Linked DNA regions of Homo sapiens: region 1 is linked to region 2. Evidence: chromatin loops called from intact Hi-C (ENCODE). Cell type or tissue: PC-3. All regions are shown on one strand. Links, peaks and the distances in the headings refer to the core of each region. The heading gives the core; the rest is flanking DNA.

Region 1 (9,674 bases), core at 3-8,002, 91 kb after region 2:
CATATACACCCTAATCATATGCTTATCCCACCACCGATGTTGTTGATGTATTAATCTTTCTGCTATTTTGGGAGCTCCACAAGCCTGTGATTTATTCATGCCTATGTCCTTCCATCTCCTATAAGGTCTAAAGGACCGGTGTTATGTAATTTCTGTTGTTGAATTGAAAGTAGAAATTATGATCTTTTATGTATACTTTGTAGAAGAAAATTATATCTCATTTCAAACATATTTGAAATCTGACCACTTGAATTCTGAATTCTATTTCATGCGGTTATGCAAAAAATATTAACAGAATGCCTAAGATATTGTTGGATGCTGTGCTAGGTCTAGGGATACAACAGGGAACAAGGCAGACAGAGTCCCTGCCTTATAGGCCTCAGAGATTGGTGAGGGAGGAATATGGTGCCAAGTACTGAATATGGTAATAACACGTAGTTTAGGAAATAGCCTGGCCTGAAGGGCTGAAAAGATTTCCCTGAGTTAATGACATCTAAACAGAGAACAAGGAGTGACTAACAATTAGTCAAGTAAAGAATGGAGAGAATTATATTCTGAGCTCTGACTTGCTTATAAAAAGGCAACATTCTCACCCATTCTGCAGATCCTAATAGTTTTTCAAGCTTCAGATAAAATTCTGCTTTCTCCAAATACTTTATCTGAATATTTTAGCTTTATAACATCTTTTCTCTTAACAACTGCCTTCGATAATGTTTTAAAAGAAGTGTGAACCTCAGGAATGTGTCCCACATTGAGAACACTGAGTTATTTCATTGAATCTTGAAAACAACCTTGTGAGTTAATTATTAGTATCTTGCCTTTCCAGATGAGAAAACTGAGGCTTGGTGAGCTTGAATGCTTTTCCTAATACCTCATAGCTAGTGAGAGCTAAAGGAAGAGTTGGATTTCAAATGTAGGTCTGTTTGCCTGGATTTAATCTTCACAACAGTTCTAATAGGTATGATCAGCCCCATTTTACAGATGGAGAAACTGAGAGCCAAAGGACAATTGACTCAAGATCACAAAGCTCCTGGTGTGGCAGTATCTAGATTCCAATTCTTGTCTGTTGGGGTCCAGAGACTGTGCTTTGAGAGGCTAATACTAAGACAGGAAGTATTTCCAAAGACTCCCTCTCATCTGAGCCCATGCGGTGCTCTGTGATTGCTATTCTGAGGCACTGTTGGGCTCCAGAGACTCCAGACTCGCTACTCCAAGTTGGCGCCTCCACAGACCAGCAGCATTCTCATCATCTGGGTGCTTATTAGCAAAGCAGAGTGTCAGGCCTTACCCTAGACCTACTGGTTCTAAATGTGCATTGTAACAAGATTGCCAGATTATCCTAGACAATTCACATTACAGTTGGAGAATCTCATCCAGAGATGAGATTGTGCCCTAGAATCATTCTTGCAATTAGAAACCATGAAATATTGACCTTCTAGGCTTAGAGCCCAAGGCCAGTCCAGTTTTGAGACTCTCATCTTTCAGGGAGATACCTAGGGCTCTGTATTGGGCTGGTCTTCCTTACTGACATCCAGAAGGTCCTGGGTACCTGTGGAGACTGAGTTTGTAGTTGGGATCTTTGGTCTGGTGTCCAAGATACAAAAGGCCCCTCTAGGGTTGCTATTCCCCAGGAGCTGAATTTTTTTTGCTGTGAGCTTTAAGTTATAGATTGCAATGAAAAACATACAAAATTACACGATGATTTATAGCATTCTTGTGAGGAATAAGGTGATAAATACCCTTCCCAAATTATAGAAAGACCTAGAAAAGCCAAATGACATTTCCCATAAATCTTTGCAAATTTGTGGCAAATCTGTAATGATCCTGTTCATGTGACTCCCTTGTTTGCCTTCCAGCCAATAGAAGTCTGTAGTAACATTATTGTATTTTTCTTAAATCTGTCATCTTTCTCTTTATAGTTGACCATTCTTTCTCTTTTGTTCGTATATTCATTCATTCATTCATGAACATTTATTGAATGCCTACTTTGTGCTGGTACTTTGTGCTGGTACTTTGTGCCAGGTACTTTCTTACTCTGTGGCCAGGTACTAAAACTTTACTAAAGTTTTAGTAAAACTTTCTTGTACTAAGAAAATTATATTTTTTAAGTGGTCACTATAGCAAAGACTCCAAAGACTGAACAATTGCTACATGATGTGGTAACTGGATGATTTAACTTACTTAAAAAAAAAAAGATATTGATCCTGGGCCAACACTTATTTCAAGTTTAAGACCAGCCTGGGCAACAGAGCAAGACCACATCTCTACAAAAGAAAAAAAAAAAATAGCCGGGTGTGGTGGTGCATGCGTATAGTTCCAGCTACGTGGAAGGCTGAAGTGGGAGGATCACTTGAGCCCAGGAATTCAAGGCTGCAGTGAATTATGATGCACCCCAGCCTGGGTGACAGGGAGAGGAGTGAGACCCTGTCTCTAAGTATATATATATGAGAGAAGGTTCATTTTTTTTCAACTGGAGGGAAAGGACCTCACAAATAGTGATGCTTATGGCACTGTGTATATTAGTATTTCCTGCTGGATGTAGTACAAGCAAAAGAGATAAAAATTACATTAAATAAAGCAAAGTCCTAGAGACTCAGATTGCCTTTTTTCTGCTTTGATCAGATTTTCAGTCTAAATGTGAACCTGTTCCATTTAGGAATCATGGTGTTGAGTGTGTGTGTGTGTGTGTGTGTGTGTGAGAGAGAGAGAGACAGAGACAGAGAGTGTATGTGTGTGTGTGTGTGTGTGTGTGTGTGTGTGTGTGTGCATGTGCTCATAAGTCTGTATGAAAGCCAAAACTGTCTAAGTGGCTTGTTTTTATTTCTATTCCTTATGGGAAACAGACTAACTTCCAGCCTCGAGTGCCAGAACTGACAGCAGGTATTTAGCATTCATTTATTTCTCTCCAGAATTTAGTCTATAGGGATGAAAACTGTGGTTGTAACATTAAACAGTTTAAGTGCACTATCCCTGTGCCAACTAATATGACAGAAGGACTTTTCTAGTATACATCAGGGAGGCATGGGATCCAGCAGAACTTTTCTTCCTTGTTAAAATTAGGTTATAACTAATTTAAGAGTTTGGGTGACTTCGAGTTTTCTAAATTGGCATGATCTATGGCTCTGAAAAGACAGCTCAGGGACTGTCTATGCAGTCTGTCTATGAGTTGTTTACACAGAAAGCAAGCAAACATGGAAATAATAAGTTGGTTTGCAATTTGAGCTGTGCTAAGTTTGTTTTGTTTGTTGAGGACAACTCCACCCATGGTGGAGGGGCCCTTTGAGCTGAAAGTTACAGGATGAGTCTGACTTTGCTAGTCCAAACAAAATCCTTTTCTCATTAGATGACTTCACTATGGTGGAAATCATGCCACATCAGTATATCCTTGTATCAGGCTTTCTTTTACTCTTAGCAAAACATCTCTGCTGCCCACTATAGAGACCCTTGATGAGTAATTTCTCTCTTTAGAGAGTCAGGAGAGTATAGCAAATTAGTGGTCAAAAGGATAGGCTTGAAAGTCAGAGAGACTGGGAATCATACATAGCTTTACCCCTTATGTCTCCATGACTTTAGGAAATTGGTTTAACCCCTCAAAGCCTCATTTTCCTCCTATAGGATAATAACACATATCCCATGGGATTAGTGTAAACGGTTCGTGAGATAATTAATGGAAAGGATTTAGCTTACTGGTAACTAGAAAGCCTCAATAAATGCAGCTATTATTATTCAGATATGAATTCAGATACAAAACCTCCTCCCTACCTACTTCTCTAAGCACTCAGTAGTGAAGCAAGGAACCACCTTCAAGAACAGCCCATTCTTGACTAGCTTGTAGCCACCAGTTGGTTGATAGGATGTACCTGAATTTAATGATTTCTAATTTTAATATGTAGTAGGAGATTTAAACTTTGGAATTTTAACAAATTGGATCATTTCGCAATAATTCAATTTATACCACATGGACAAAATCAGAACAGATTTGCTAAGTACTCAAAGCAAACATATGTAGCTCATCATATCACCACAAATAGGCTACATGAATGTAAACTGAGCTGTTGGCAATTCTCATCACTTGGGGAGTTAGTAACTGATTGATGGCCAAGGCTAACAAGTCTGTGTTTCAGTCCAATTATTTAGCCTCTTGGCCTTCGGTCAACTTCTTTTTGTATTTGCCATGTTATCCTTATTGATTTCACTCACTGAATAGACAATCACCTCTTACAGTAGCAGCAACAGATATCCTCTGCATATTGCACAAACCTCATAAACAGCTTCATTCATTCATACCCTCATTCAACCACTATTTAAATATTGAATATATAAAAAATACCTATTGCAGGGGAAGCAAATAGTTCCTTGCCCTTAAAAGGCTCAGTTTGGTGGAAAAACATATTTAATAAAAGCTACCCAGCAGTTGTAACACAGTGTGGTGAGTGCTCTAATAGGGGTGAGCAAGAGGTGCTAATGGAGAGAAGAGAGACACCTTACATGGCCTGAGAAGTCAGGAAAGCTTCCCCGGCAGAGCACTGAAGAAAGGAGGAATAAGGACCAACCTGGCAAGGGAGAAACAAGGACATTCCAGGCAGAAGGAACAACATGGGTAGTAGAGGTTTGGAGTCAAAGAAATTTTGACCTGTACATGAATAGCAAGTAAGTTGGCCTCGTTGACCCATGGCATGTGCAGAGGAATGGTGTGACTTGTGTATGGAGAGGTAGGCCCAGGAGAGACTCGAACACACTAAGTTTTAACTTTATACGAAAGGCAATAAGACCCTTCTGAAGGATGAGAGAAGGAGTCCGTTTTCTGCTTGGGAAAGATCACTCTGGCAGCAGTGAGAAGAATGAATTAGATGGGAGCAGGACTGAAAGGAAGGAGAGAATTTGCAATCATTCAGATAAGGAAATACAAAGCCCTGAGGACAATAGGGAGTGAGAGGCAGGGAAGGTTTGAGAAGAGGGAGAATGCACTGAGGTTGCTAATTAAATGCTAGGGGATCACAGTGCCATCAAACAAGAGTGAAAACAAGAGGCACGTTTGGTGGGGCGGAGAGAAAAGACAGGATTGCCATCTTTCTTCTTTCCCAACTTTCTGTTTTCAGGATGCTGTTGTCTCTTTTTTTCCACCTTTTCTCCTTGAATAGACTTTCTTTTCTGTACTCTGTGTACAAAAATTAGTATAATGGAAAGAACATCAGATTTGGATTGAGATAAATCTGGATTAAAATGTTAACTTTGCTACCAGCAGCTTTTGGTTTGTGTTTTTGCTTTAGAGACAGGGTGTCACTCTGTCACCCAGCCTGGAGTGCAGTGGTGATCATACTTTACTGCAGCCTCCAACTCCTGGTCTTAAGCTATCCTCCTACCTCAGCCTCCTGAGTAATTAGGACTATAGGTGCACACCACCACAACTAGCTAATTTTTAAAGATTTTTTTTGTAGAGATGGGATTTTGCAATATTGCCCTAACTGGTTTTAAACTCCTGGCCTCAAACGATCCTCCTGCCTTGGCCTCCCAAAGTGCTGGGATTACAGGTATGAGCCCCCACACCTAGCCTACTACCAGCTTTTTAACCCTTGGTGAGTTATTTATCTCATTCTTCCTTGCTTCTTCTGAAAAACAATGTTGTGTAGAAGAAGAAAAAGCTGCAAGTCAAATGGAAAAATAGTTGCCAGAGGAGCAGTTTTGTCAGAAAGATAGGAATCACTTTTGGTATTACAAGTGGTAAGGGGCTTAACAAGGAGACATTTATGAAAAATTAGGAAGGCCAGAGGAGCAAAGTCCACTCACCGAAGCACCCTCTCCTGAGCACTGGAGACACGGCCTTTCCTACCTTTGCTGGATGGCGTTTTTATTATCATTATTGTTATCGGTTTTTGTTCGGCATACAACCCCATCCTTTTCATGCTCTCCCTTCTGGGTAATTAATTTCCCAGCATCCCTTGCCAGCAGGTTCCTGCTTTAGGTCCACTAATGAGAGGCATTTGTGTGAGCTTTGGGAGGCAGAAGAGAAGCAGATGTTATTACTTCTCCTCCAACAATAGGCACATGGGAGGTTTATAGCCACCTCCAGCATTCTCTTGCAAATCACTATCTCCAAGTAGCAGGTAGGTGTGATCACTGAAAGTTTTTGCAATTTCTTGCAATTTTTTAATTTTCTGGAAGTTAGCAGTAAATCTGAGAGCAGCGTTCTCTGCTCTCTGTATTTTCCAGTGGATTTGTGAATAAACTTCCTGTATAAATACCATTCTATTTAAAAATACCTAGGCCAGGCGCTGTGGCTCACGCCTGTAATCCTAGAACTTTGGGAGGCCTGGGAGGCTGAATTGCTTGAGCCCAGGAGTTCATGACCAGTCTAGGAAACATAGCAAGATCCCATTTCCACAGAAAAATAAAAATAAAAAAAATAGCCAGGCATGGTGTCATGCACCTGTCGTCCCAGCTACTCAGGAGGCTGTGGTGGGAGCATCATTTGAGCTCAGGAAGTCAAGGATGCAGTGAGCCATGATCACACCATTGCACTCCAGCCTGGGTAACAGAGTGAGACCCTATCTCTAAAAACATTAAAAATACTAAAGTGGTGTCTCTTTTCCTGACCAAAACGTCAATGGAAATCTTTCTGGCAACTACTTTTCAGTGTCCTTTGCCACCTTTCCCCAGCCATTAAAAGTTGAAGACTTTTGGCCAGGTGCAGTGGCTCACTCCTGTAATCCCAGCACTGAGGCAGGAGGATCACGAGGTCAGGAGTTTGAGACCAGCCTGGCCAGCACAGTGAAACCCCGTCTCTACTAAAAATACAAAAATTAGCCCAGCGTGGTGGTGGTGGGTGCCTGTAATCCCAGCTACTTGGGAGGCTGAGGCAGGAGAATTGCTTGAACCTGGGAGGCGGAGGTTGCAGTGAGCTGAGATTGCACCACTGCACGCCAGCCTGGGTGACAGAGCAACACTCTGTCTCAAAAAAAAAAAAAAAAAAATTGGAGATGGAGACTCTCAGGGCTTTGTTTAGACCCTTTTCAAGCTACACTCCCTTGGTGAACTCATTCAGTCTTAAGTCTTTAATGTATTTCCTATGGTCCAACAATTCCCCAAATTATATCTCAAGCCCAGAATTTCCTTTGAGATACAAATCCATATATTCAACTTTACCTAGTGTCCACTTGACTGGTCACAGAGTCCTCAAGCTCAGCTTGTATGAAATTGAACTCGTGGTCTCCCTCTCTCCTGTTGCCCTGAACCTCCTTCTCCTTCAAGGTTCTCTTTCTAAGAAGATGAACTCACCCTTCTCTCTGGGCCTTAGACTAGAAATCTGAGAATCCTTCTTCTTCTGCTTCTTCTTCTTTCCTTTTTTTTAATTTTTATTTTTATTTTTTTTTTATTTTCAGATGACAGACAACCTCTCACTCTGTCACCCAGACTGGAGTGCAGTGGTGCAATCTGGGTTCACTGCAACCTCCACCTCCCAGGTTCAAGCGATTCTCCTGCTTCAGTCTCCCGAGTAGCTGGGATTACAGGCGCCCGCCACCACACTCAGCTACTTATTGTATTTTTAGTAGAGATGGGGTTTCACCATGTTTGCCAGACTGATCTTGAACTCCTGACCACAAGTGATCCTCCCGCTTTGGCCTCCCAAAGTGCTGGGATTACAGGCGTGAGCCACTGTGCCAGGCCTGAGAATCATTCTTGATTCATCTCTCGCACTCACCCTCTCATGCAATGAATAACCAATCCTTACTGATTCTGCCTGCCCACATCCTGAATCTGACCACCTCTCTCTGTCCTCACTGCCACAACCCTCTTCTGATCCAGCAGGCTTGATAAGGGGAACACCAGGCTTGATAAGGTGCGCAACCTCACTGGTCTCCCTACTTCCACATCTACCCATTTGAGTTCATTCTTCACAAAAGGATCTGAGTGATCTTTTGATAATAGACCATGTCATTACTCTGCTCAAGGCCTTTAATAGCCTCCAGTTGCTTTTAGGGTAGTTGTACATCCCTATCCTGACCTGCTTCATCCTGGGACATTCCTGCCTCCTGCCCAACCACCCCTCCCATCGTCTCTCCCTTTCTGCTGCCTTCCTGCTGTTCTCTGCCTAGAGCGTGTTCTCCTACTCTTCCTCCACCGAATTCCTGATCATCCTTTGGTCTTTTTTACAGATCTTCTTCAATTCACTGAGTTAGAGTAGATCCCTCACTATTCACTAAAATGGCAATATATATTCCCTCTTAGCAGTCATCACATGTGCAGTAACTTGTTAGATGTCTTTTTTCCCCCCCCAGCTAGAATGTACACTGCATGAGAGCAGAAAACCCTTCTATCTTGTTCATGATCGTAGCCTCAGTTTCTGGCACAAATAAGGCATTTAATAAATATTTGTGCAATGAATTAATAGTAGGTAAGCAATGTTCATTCTTTCTACCTTCCCCTTCCCTCTTCTTCTCCCCTCCTTTTCCTTTGCATGCTAGTGCCACTCTGCTGCCACTCTTGCTATTGTTTTTCCACATGTTCTGTGTCTCCCTCCCTCCTTTCCTGGGGCAGCCAGTGTTCATGCTGACAGCATAACCCTGTGTTAGCTCAGGTTCTATTTGTCTCCCTGTGGTTCTTCTGCCTTTGGGGTTTTTCTAAAAGGGGAACCATTTGTTAACCTCTCAGGACACCTCGTGCTTGGGGTTGCAAGGGACCAATTTCCAGCAGAGCACAGGATAGTTTTCTCAGAAATAATCAACCTCTGTCTCCTGTTGCTTTGCCTTTGTCCTGAAATGGCCACCTCAATGCCAGGAACTGGTGATTGATGAGGCCCTTGATGTTCACTGTAGAACAAGGAGCATAGTACAGAAATGTACTCTGTGTCATTTCCAAAATTATATTAGGCAACATTATAAGATTAATAAAATAGAAAGAAATATTGAGACTCTTCAAAAAGAGAAGCATGCAAATATACAGAATTGCCTGAGAGCTAAAATAATTAGTTGAGGCAGTTGTCTCAACTAACTGGCAGCCAGGGCAAAAGGAGAAACTACATAAACAATAATCCTGTCAGAAAATGAGCAAGCATAGCTGTTCATCAGACAAACACTTTATGAAATACCACCTTGAGCTTTTACTTTCTTATTATGTATTGTATTTATTGCATCCTGTGTGTTCAATTCAATTCAGTATGTATTTACTATATACTATATATCCTATTCAATTCAATTGCACATCTTTTCAGCACTTACTGGGGGTCAGGCACTGACCTACGTACTGAAGGTTCAAAGACAAAGAAGATATCATATCTGTTCTTGCAAATGTAATCTGAATGATTTAAAATTCAAGTCTCCCATGGCTTTGTCTTGTTTTACAGTCTCAGATTTTCCTCTTCTCCTCATAGTGGCCAGCGGGGTCTTTGTCTTCACCCTCTCACAGCTCAAGGCTTTCATCGTAGTTCTTACTCTGAGTAAGACACAGCTCAGATCTTAGTGAATCTTTTAGTGACCAACCACAAAATTGCATTCTACATTTTCTAATACCAGCAGGTAAGCTGTAACCTCATGTAGTTCTTTTCTGATTCCTTCTTCAGGAATCCAATACTATAAATCTGGGGAAAAGAGTTCTGAAGGAGAGAGTTCTTTCTCTTCTAGGGTCCTGCTTCTACAGAATGAAAATCTTATCTCCACTCACTCTGCCATCTGTGACTT
Region 2 (11,424 bases), core at 1,774-9,773:
TCTCTCCTCGGGGGGTGGGGGACACTTGGGGTAGTATCACTGGAAATGATGGAAAATACCTCAGTTTCTGGGAACTGTTATGTCCATCACAGACAGAATAGCTTACTGCTACCTGGACACGTGGGCCCATTCTCCAGGTAGCATGTCTATTGGCTTCTCTGTGCCTCTCCTCCTCCAGGGAGAATTGTAATTTTTAAAAAGAGAATTAACTTAGAAACCTTAAAATCTTTCTAGATATTTTCTGAGAATTACAGAGGATTTTAATCTTAGCAAACTAACAAGGCTCCCACTGTCCTCACTTCCTTCTCTGATCACTTTGTATCTGCCCAGGGTTGGTTGGTTTGTTTATTTGTTTTTAATTTACACAAGTTTGACAATGTTGGAAACAATCCTTTTATTTGATTTTTTGTTTTGTGTTCATTGATAATGTCCTGTTTTAAATTCACTTCCACAAAGTCAAGATAACCATAACAAACAAGTGATTTGTATTTTGTTACTCCAGAAAGAGAGGCTGGTTTGTCCAGGGATTTTAAAGCTTTCTAAAGTACGCTTCGAACCTAAGCTTATTATAGACTCCCAGTTTTCCCTAGTCAGCATGAGTTTACACTCATCTGATTACACCGATTCTACCACACAATCTCAGCCACGGGCTCAGGATGAAGTGGCCTGAATCCCAGCACCTGTAATCAGTGCCTTCTGTAGCTATGTGTCACCCAGCCAGTCTTTGCTGTACTGCAGGGGGTCCCCACATCAATCTTACTGCAGCAAATGGGATGGTAAAAATGTGGTTTTTTCTTTTTTAATTTAAATCAACTTAAGTCCAGCTCCTTAACCACTCAGTGTTGTGCCAATGATCTAGGATGTTGGCCCCTTTGGACACTGGCCATGGTCTACACCACTCACAGCTGAGGCGCCCTTTGTTCTAGCCTGCATGGTCCCTTGGTTCCAGCAGTTGTGCCATGCTTGGGATGGGAGGAGTTGGGAAGACATGGAGTGTCTGTGTCTGGGGTCCGGCCTTTCCATTCTGAAATGGTGATGAGTAGAATGTGGATCTCCCTTAGCCTTGGGACCCACTAACCTTTGTCTTCTTCCAAACCTCCGACCCACCTCTTTTTCTCTTTGCTCTTAAAATTATCCCTCTCCTCTTCCCTCTGAGGCCCCTGTCATCCTCTCTGCAGGTAGCTTCAGTGTTTGCAAAAGACAGAAAAGACTTTGATTGAAAGTGACTTCTGATTTCTACTTTAAAAAATCACCAAGGGAAGGAAATGCTAAAGGCCTGACTCCTGCTCTGAAATGAGAAAAAAGGGAAAATATAGGGACATAAATACAAGTTAGTATTTTACTCAGTTATCTTGCTATAGCCTCTCAAATTGCCTCCTGTCTCCTGGTACTCTGTCTCAGGAGTAAGCCTTGTGCCTTACAGCAGTAGGCTCTGCACATAAAAGGAGATGGCTGTTTTGTTTGTTTTAACATAAACAGATTGTTATACCTATTGAATCTCCAAGTTCCCACAACTATATTGATATGTGGCAATGCAGTTTCACAACCAGACAGTTCAATAAACGGTGTCCAGGTTGAAGGGTCAACTATGTACTTAAAATTCAACCCTTTTCAATGGCCTGGGGAGGAGATGGGAAGGATGGGAGAGGGTACAATTACTTGGAATGCTGAAAAGAATGATAAGGTGAGACTCCCTCTCTGCAAGGAGTCTAGAGCTGTTTCTAAATCTGTTTTGGTTTTGGATGTGTTGGTGAATATGAGTGCAAGCTCTCAGAAGACATGGCTGATAAAGTTGCAAGTGTAGAATTAGAGGTGAAATTGATGAGTTGGGTGCTTGAGTTTCTAAGTAGAAGAATCTGGTGGAATTCTACCAGAAGATGAGGAACATGGTTTAAAGCTCATCCTTTAGTGATCTTTGTTTTTGTCCTGATTTTATTCCCTTCCTGCTTTACTCTTTGTAAAGATGTTCCCCCTTAAGATATAGGGAAATGTTCTATAAGGTAATAAAGCTATATTAAGGCGAACAAAAAGTAAATGAATGGAGACTTTTGCTGGAGTTTGAAAAGTTAGCTATTTTATATGTATGTTTTCTTTGTCTAGTAAAAATGTACGACTATTGTTTTATGGAATTCCAATCAGAGACTGTGGGAGACTTTCTTTACTTTGCTAAGCCTTAATAATTCACTTACTCTTTTTATAAGGCAGTGAGAAACATTCATTGGTCAAATGGTTTGTTCAACAATGTTCTTTCTATTTTATTCACATAGCATTAACTAATAATCTTTCTATTTTATTCATGGTACCATTGACATCATCAACACTTTATTGAGTGTAACTGGATTTATTATAATTAATCACAATAAACTGCACATGTTTAAATTATATAATTTCATAAGCTTTGACATATGTACATACCCATGAACAAAAGATGGTGAACATACCAGTTTCTGAGTACATCAAGAAACCACTGATTGCTTTCTTTCTTTTTTTTTTTTGAGACGGAATCTCGCCCTGTTGCCCAGGCTGGAGTGCAGTGGTGTGATCTCGGCTCACTGCAACCTCAGCCTCCTGGGTTCAAGTGATTCTTCTGTCTCAGCCTCCTGAGTAGCTGGGACTACAGGAGCGTGCCACCATGCCTGGCTAATTTTTGTATTTTTGGTAGAGACAGGGTTTCACCATATTGGCCAGGCTGCTCTCGAACTCCTGACCTCGTGATCTGTCCACCTCGGCCTCCCAAAGTGCTGGGATTACAGGCGTGAGCCACCGCACCCAGCCTGATTTCTTTCTTTCTATCACTGTAGATTCATTTGTATTTCATAGAATTTTATGTAAATGTCTAGCTTTTCACTCTGCAAAGTCAATCAGAGTTATCTGTGTTGTTGCATGTCTCAATAATTTATTCTTTGTTTTGCAGAGTAGTATTCCCTTGTAGGAACATTCCACAGTATGAGACAAGGCCCTGCAGAGAAACTCTACATAGAAAGGGTCTCCATGGGGCTGGGCACTGTGGCTCACACCTGTAATCCCAGCACTTTGGGAGGCTGAGGTGGGCGGATCACAAGGTCAGGAGATGGAGACCATCCTGGCCAACATGGTGAAACCCCATCTCTAATAAAAACACAAAAATTAGCTGGGTGTGGTGGCACATGCCTGGAATCCCAGCTACTTGGGAGGCTGAGGCACGAGAGTCGCTTGAACCCAGGAGGTGGAGGTTGCAGTGAGCTGAGATTGCGCCACTGCATGCCAGCCTGGGTGACAGAGTGAGACTCCACTTAAAAAAAATTAAAAAAAAAAAAATAATAATAATAAAAAAAGAAAGAGTCTCCATGGAACACTTGATCCCTAATTGGCAGAAGAGGTCAAGGAAAAACACTAATGTGAAACAAGGGCAAAAGGTGCAAGAAAATTAAAAGGCAGTTAATAACTTCAGGAAAAATTAAAAAGCTCTAATATAAACGAAATGTGGCTGGGTGTGGCGGCTCATGCCTATATAATCCCAGCACTTTGAGAAGCTGAAGTGGGCAGATCGCTTGAGGCTAGGAGTTTGAGACCAGCCTTGGTAACGTAGCAAAACCCCATCTGTACGAAAAATATAAAAATTAGCTGGGCATGGTGGCCTGTGCTTGTAGTCCCAGCTATTGAGGGGAGAGCAGCTAAGGTGGGAGGATTGCTTGAGCCTGGGAGGTCAGGCTGCAGTGAGCTGTGATTGTGCCACTGCACTCCAGCCTGGGCAACAGAGCGAGACCCTGTCTCAAAAAAAAAAAAAAAGAAATGTAATTATAGTGAACACTAGCTCGGCAGTGAAAAATACTGCAAAGTCACATCATCAATGTGCTTTCAAAATCAAACTGTAGGCCTAAATATAGCTATAGAAGAATGTAAACAAGGAAGCAAATGTAATCAGAAGCTGAGCAGTAGGAGAGAGGAGGTGGGGTGAAAAGGGAAGGATGAGGAAGGTGGGGGTGTGCAAGGCTCTTGCTTACCTGGGTACCCGACAGGTGAGATGGCTGTAGCAGACACTGGCAGTTCCCTGCCCACACACCTGGCCCTGACCACGGCTGCACAAGGCAGCTCTGTGTGCAATTGCCAGCATCTGCTTTGGTGTTGCTCTTGGTGCTGGAGCTTACTTGCTGCCCATGTGACAGGAGCAGCTCTAAACCAGTGGTCGTGAGCTCTGTTTCGCACTGGCTCCCATTTCTACACTGGGTCTGGTGCAGGTGCCTATGGTGGCAGCTGGTGTGATGATTTGCCCTTTACTGATGGCCTTCTCCTCATCTTACTTTCCCATCCTGTCCTTGAATCATCCATTTCAGGATCTGCCTCTGAAAGAACCCAAACTAAGGCAGTCAATCCACCACAGACAGACAAGGAAATAGAAGCAGAGCGTTTTATTTAGAGATTATGGAGGAAAATACGAAAAGAAGCAACTAACAGAACTGCAGGTCATTACCTCTAGGGACCAAGACTAGAGGTGGGAAGGGGCGGAAGAGGAGACCATGCTTTTAAATATATGCATGGCATGTGCTACTTTAATATAATTAAAAACAATCACTTAAAGCAAATTGGAACAGTGTAACAAATGAAATCAAATGAAATCAAAAGGAGAGAGCACAAATATATCTGAGTAACTTGGTCTGTCCCCCAGCCCCCTTAATGTTGTTACCTGAATATGTCAATTGTTGTCAAAAGACAAGCATAAACTGAAATCGATTATTGTATGGATCTGAACCGATGGAAAATATTCTCTGTACAGCAATTTTAAAAGTATAATGGTAATCACTGTGTTAGGGATTAAGTATACTTCCCACCCTGTGTTTTTGCCATTGTATAGGAAAAATCATGCAGAATACATTGATAATCACTGTAGAAATGAGATGAGATTTATTAACTAAAACACTTAGCACTTCACCTGGCACTACTTTATGAAGAAGCACTTTGTATAGGGCACTATGTGTAGTTTATATATATAAAGAAACATTTGTGTATTGGGTTTGAATGTTACTTGTTGTTGTTGAATATTCTTCTGCTAGTCCACCCTGTCCCTGATGGAAGCTATGCCCCCGGATCAGAAACGCTTGATGCTCAAGCGGTCCTGGGAAACCACTATTGCAAGTAACTGTCAGTGCCCTCTACTTTCCACTAGATGGCAGACTTCCCCCAGCTCTGTGGACGGCAGATACCCAGGAGAGGAGGACAGAGCTTCAGATCTTTGCTTTCTCCCTTTCCCTTGACCTGGAAAATCACTGGGCTGCCTCTGAGGCCAGATTTAGATTTCCTGCACAAGCCATCATTACCTTGTTTAGAGGAGTGAAATTAGGGTCGACCTGTCCTGTCATTCCAGGACAGAAGGTGACAAATAAGGTCCTTTATGTGTAGCACTGAGGAGAAGGGCTTGTTCTTAATTTTTAAGATATTTTCCAAAAATAGAAAAATTCTGTTTTACAAGTCAAATAAGAAATGATTGAAAAACAAGTATCACTGTTCATATACAGAGTCGTAGGTAAATGTTCAGATACAAAAATTGTGACCATAGAGCATATTTTTGGATATTTGTTTTCATAGTGTGATGAATATTTTTGTTTGCTTAAAATTATTTCAGAAGTATAATCATAATTCAAGCTTGAAATACAAGAGTGGTAAAATGAGAGCAAAAATAAACAAGTAATAAAACGCACCACAAAATTTCTGACTCCATTCCCTTTTAGGGATTTCTTTTTTTACAAGAGTTATTTTTATTGATTTGTGTGACACACTGGCTGACACGTTTTAAAATAAATAAACTTTGGGTTTCAGATGAACACAGTTTGCATGCTGTCTCTCTGGAACAATACACATCAGAGGAAGAAGTTAATAGGAAAATCAGGCAACCCAAACTGTGTTTTTTAGGTTAATCAGGAATTTCCTTCAATTCTAGTAAACAGGTGGAAATAGAAATTTTGAGCTGAGAAAAGTAGGAATCAGGACGTGGAAGGGAAAAGCTGGGTTCTGCTGCGGTGATGTGGGTGACCCTTCATGATGAGCCAGCTGTCTATTCTCCCAGCTCTCTCCCGGCGGTAGGAACTGAGAAGAGGCGCCCCTCGCTGCAGGCCCTTTGATGCCTCTCCTCTCCCCTGTCCTTTCACCCCCGACTCTGTGAGTTGCTTTTAGATATCGTTCTTTACTTACCAATTGTCTCTTTCTCCCCTGCTTGTTAACGTATCATGAAAAAACTGTGACGTGATGACCCCCCATGAATGCCTCTGGAGGAAAAGTGCTAGAAAATTTAAAAAGAAAATTAAGGTGATAAAACTGGCCTCATTAATCTGTTAAACTCCTTCAACATTGCCAAAAACAGAGGTGAGCTTCTCAGCTCAGTTTCCCCAAAATTCACAGAAAAAATTACTGTGCTTGAAAAGAAAACACAGCGGGCCAGGCGCAGTGGCTCATGCCTATGACTCTAGCACTTTAGAAGGCCACGGTCAGAGAACTGCTTGAACCTAGGAGTTTGAGACCAGCCTGGGAACATAGTAAGACCTCATCTCTACAAAAAAAGGAGCAAAAATTAACCAGGTGTGGTGGTGCATGCCTGTAGTCCCAAGCTACAGGCTGGGAGGCAGAGGCAGGAGGATCACTTGAGCCCAGGAGGTAGAGGTTACAGTGAGCTGAGAGGGCATCACTGCACTGCAGCCTGGGCAACAGAGTGAGACCCCATCCCCTCCCCACAAAAAGAAAAGAAAAACACAGAGGATGTAAAATGGAGCTGAGATAGTGATATTCTGCCCAATATTTTAGGCAGTGCTGGGATTTTCTCACTAAATGATCAATATTGAAAACTAAAATATTTTATTAAAATGAGAAAAAATTATCAAAGTGAAGATTAAAATTATAAGGCTCATTCAAAGAGACGAGGGTGTACTTATATAATCTCCCAGTTTTAACTGCAAGATGTTTCATGACTTATGATGGGGTCATGTCACATCCTGATAAACCCATAGTAAGTCGAAAATAGCATAAGCCAAAAACGCATTTAATACCCCAATAAACCAATCATGAAGCTGAAAATCGTAAATCAAACCGTCACTAAGTTGGGGACTGTCTGTATTGTTTACTTTAATATTTTGGAAAGTTTTTTAGTGTGTGATACCAAAATCTACTTGACATTTAAGCACTGATTAACGCTAATGATTTTCACTGGGTCTTTTTTAAGCCCTAGCACAGCTGTTTGAAAACTTGGCTGAACATTAGAACCACCTGGGCGGGAGCTGGGGTTAGCTTTTAAAACTCTCAGGTCATATCCCAGACCAATTAAAGCAGAATCTCTGGGGTGGGACACAGGCACCAGTATTTTTAAAATTCCCCCAGGTGATTCCAACTGCTGCCAAGGTTGAGAACCACTGCAGTCTGGCTTCATTCTGACCACTGTCTACACATGATGTTAGTAATGGTTGGGATTGAAGGACTATAAATACAAGGACAGTGTTTCCCAGTGCCCTCCCAAGTGGAGGAGGCCAGGAGGGAGAGATGACGGGATTTGCTGACCAATTAGGTAGAGGTTTAAGAGAAGCTGTTAGGCCGAGGCGGACAGATCACTTGAGGTCAGGAGTCCAAGGCCAGCCTGGCCAATATGGTGACACCCCCATCTCTACTAAAAATACAAAAATCAGCCAGGTGTGGTGGTGGGTGTCTGTAATCCCAGCTACTCTGGAGGCTGAGGCAGGAGAATCACTTGAACCTGGGAGGCAGGTGTTGCAGTGAGCCGAGATAGTGCCGCTGCACTCCAGCCTGGGCAACAGAGCAAGACGATGTCTTAAAAAAAAAAAAAAAAAAGAAGAAGAAAAAAAAAGCTGTTGAGTCAAGGATGACTGTAATTGTTTGACCCAAGAAAGACAGAATGACGAAGTTGCTTTTGAGATGGGAAGGTAGCATGAATAACAAGGTGGGCAGAGTGGGAAATGGATAATTGGGTTTGGACACATGAACGTTAAGATGCTCATGAAATATCCAGGTTGAAAGTTCAAGTAGGAAGTTCTGGAATCCAGGGAGGGGTCCAGGCTAGTAGACACACACATTTGACAGTTATCGGCATTTAGATGGTGTTGAAAACCATGCGGTCAGATGATTCTCTAAGGAGTGAGGATAGATAAGGAGGGGATGAAGGCTGGCCCCTCTAGGAAACGGCCAGAGATGAGGAGGGAGCCGTGGAGGTGCTGAGAAGCAGAAGCCAGCAAAGTGGGAGGAAAACATGGGGAATGGGATGGGCCGGGGCCACATCAGGTAAGACGAGGACCCAGAACCGAACCTGCCTCACACTCCTCCTCGGAGGTCACCAGGGGAAGGAGAGGAGGAAAAGAAGCCGGTGGCAGGAAGGAGAGTCCTGCTCCACCACACTGGATTTTCTCCAGCAGCACTGATATTATCCAACGTGTGAGCACAAAGCCGGGTGCCTGATTGGCCCAGAGTGGAACCGGGTAAGTGCTGAGAGCAGAGGGGAGGGAGACTGAGAGTGCTTTGGAGGGACTCTGGTTAGAGCCATTGACTCCGAGTTAGGGGAAAGGAGGAGGTGGAGGCATAGAGAAGTGTAGTTAGTGGTCGATGGACAGGGCGGTCCCAAGGAATTCGAACAAAGGGCTGGGAATGATTGGCAAATAAATTGGAAGGGAAGCCTTGGGCCAGACAGATTTTGAATCATAAAGCTGACAGGAAACAGTTTGGGGTGATGACAATTTCTAGTGACCCAGATACCTTAAAGTCTTTAAGGGGTGAGGGGTGAGCAGCACGGGGGAATGTAACAACAAGGGGTGGGTAAGCGGTCAGACACGGGACCGTCGACGGTGCAGGGGTTTCACACGACGGTCTGTGGTGGTGGGTGGAAGAACTGTGAGGGAGAGGAGGGGGACAGTGAGGGGCACACACAGGCTGCCTGCCACTCTGAGGAGGGCGAGGGGCGTCCTCCTCGGAGGCCTTGGTTCAGTGAGAAGGGAGGCTGGGAGGAGGCACCTGGGCGAGGGCTGGGCGGACCTTTATGATGCAGAGATTTGAGGGCTGAGGAAGGAGGGTCCAGTGAAGACTGGTGCCACGCCTGTAGTCCCAGCTGCTCTCGGAAGGCTGAGGCAGGAGGGCCGCTTGAGCCCAGGAGTTAGAATCCACTCTGAGTAACACAATGAGACCCCGTCTCTAAAACCCAGAAAAAGGCCAGGTACGAGACCGTGCCGGTGCCCCACCAGTCCCCTCCCCTTCCTGAGGCTCCTGCTCCAGGCAGTTCTCCTAGGAGCAGGCCCGGCCTCTGGCTGCACTGGACGAGCGCAAGGCAGATCTGGAGGCCCCCTGCCGGCGGGATGCCAAGATCAGCTGGTCACTAAGTCCCAATGGAGTCATCATCCGTGTTACTAAGAAAGTGAGGGGCCCGCGGCACAAACCACAAGCGGGAGCGAGGAGAATCTGGAAAGCCGAGTGGGAGAGGTAGCTGGAAGGGCCGGCTGCGCGGGCCTGGGAGTATCCTGGAGGTCGGGCATGTACCGGCATTTTTGTGCGGTGATTTTTTCAATTCAGTCCCAAAGAAGTCCGGGGTGGGTGGGCGAGGCGCATCTAAAAGGGCAGGAATGGGATGAGCGGAAGGCACGGTTTCCTAAGAGGGCTATGCAGTAATTACTACAACAGTGACAAGGTTGGAAAGAAAAGAAGGAAACCAAACATTATAAAATATAGAGGCTGTGCCTTTTAAATCAAGAATAGCCAATTAGCCTATTGTGTTATGTAATATCTCATTCATTAGTGATTGAATTACCTCTGGCTGCATGTACTGTTTCCCTGAAGTTAATTTTTATTCCATTATGAAGGAATAAATCAAATCCATTGAAAGGAAATCTGACCTCTTTGCTGTCTACAGGAGGAAGGCCTTGAACCAAGTCTTTTTTGTGGTTTAATATTTTCGGTTTCAACTTAATAAAGAGGAGCCTGAGGGATAAGAAAAGAGGTCGGGTTTTGTCTTTTCCACTTGAAGTGCATAAACAGAATAGAAAGAAGTAATGACATGTAGTCAATTGTAAAGAACATGAAATCAACCCAGAAAATATGAAATGCTGATGGGGATGCACAAGCACCAAGTGTTCGTGGTACCACTGAGAATAATTAATTCAGAAAGTTTTTGCGGATGCCTGCTAACCATCTAGCAGAGCCTTTGCTAGGCGGGAGGCTTGTACAAAGGTAAACAATATGCTGTTTTTCCTTAGAGCTCACAGTCTGCTGGAAAGGCTGACGTGAGAAAATAGTACAGAGCGCTAAGTGCTGTAGCAAAAGCGTGTTCAATGATTTATGAGAACAATGGGCAGGGCAGTCGACAAGGTGTGAGAGGTGAGATGAAATTTTTGCTGTCTTTGGGGGACATGGAGAATATTTCCACACAAAGAAGGTAAGTGAGACATGTTCTGGAGAAAGGAGACGGCGTATGTAAAGGCATACAGACAGGCAGGATAGGTACATCTGGGGAAATTGCAAAGATGTTCTGTGAGGCTGGAGTGCTCCCTGGGGAGAGTGGTGAGAGCTTTGGTTAGAAAGATAGGTTAGTACCAGTTATATGGCACGCTGAGGCACTGGGTTTGATAAGAGAACCACTGGAGGATTTAATCAAAGGGGAATGCATGCTTAGCTGCATCTTTCCGAAAGGTGGATGGGTTGGAGAGGAGTGGATGGGAGGCAGGTGCGGACTGAAGGCAGAGGCTAAGTAAGCCCTTACCTCTCTCATGTCTGTATCCCCATGCGTTGTGTACATTATTTGGCACACGGTTGGTACTTGATAAATATTTGTTGGATGAATAACTGAAAGAAGGAAAATGAAATTTCTGATTTGGGGTGGTGGATGCAAGGTTTTGGGGGGAGCCGTATCTGGGAGAGTTGTGCCTCTCTTCTGCCCCTGCCAGATTTGTCAACCCATGACCCTCATGGCTTCACTGGCTCATAAAAGTGAAGTGTCAATTAGGGAGACTGAGAAGGAAAGAAACACCAAAGAGCTGATATCACAGTAGTTAGGGAATGAGTGTTTCCAAAAGAAAGGAGTGATCAACACCGTTCCATGTAGTACAGATGTCCAAAAAGAGCAAGGTCCTTGAGTTGTGCCAGGTCTGAGGCTTCAGTGAGAACAGTTTGGTGGAGTGGCAGCTACAGACTCCAGATGGCAGTGAGCTGAGGAGTGAAGGGGAGGGAAGGAAGAGGCGTTCAGGAGGGTAGACATTCTTTCTAAAAGCTGGGCTTGAAGGGAAGAAGGGGAGGAGGCAACCTGAGAGGGACGCGTGATCAAAGGGATGCTTTTTTTCAAGGGTGGTAGGCTTATGAATTTGAGAAAAAAACAGCGAGGGAAGAGGTTAAAGTCACTAGGGAGAGATGGAATAAGAGAGATGGACTCAAATATAGATAATTACAATTCAGATACCATTTTTAGTTTGAAGTTTG

Evidence for each region. Peaks named below come from ENCODE experiments on the same cell type or tissue, not always from the same donor. Only the 100,000 strongest peaks of a DNase experiment are listed, where the experiment ranks them.
Region 1: it touches region 2 in a loop (6-fold over the local background); 5 of 110 quality-filtered maps call a loop at or near these places.

What each region holds. Positions count from the first base shown.
Region 1 is chr1:108,028,143-108,037,816 of GRCh38, reverse strand. No RefSeq gene overlaps it. Among named protein-coding and RNA genes, the nearest start is that of LINC02785, 32 kb to the left of the region's middle. In PC-3, for the core only: no CTCF peak of the experiment used is centred there; a DNase peak (open chromatin) is centred at 3,256; H3K27ac peaks cover 350 bases.
Region 2 is chr1:108,119,438-108,130,861 of GRCh38, reverse strand. No RefSeq gene overlaps it. Among named protein-coding and RNA genes, the nearest start is that of LINC02785, 61 kb to the right of the region's middle. RefSeq lists a silencer at 4,993-5,132 and enhancers at 8,636-9,135, 9,136-9,637. In PC-3, for the core only: CTCF peaks have their summits at 4,936 and 5,136 (motif pointing right); a DNase peak (open chromatin) is centred at 5,151.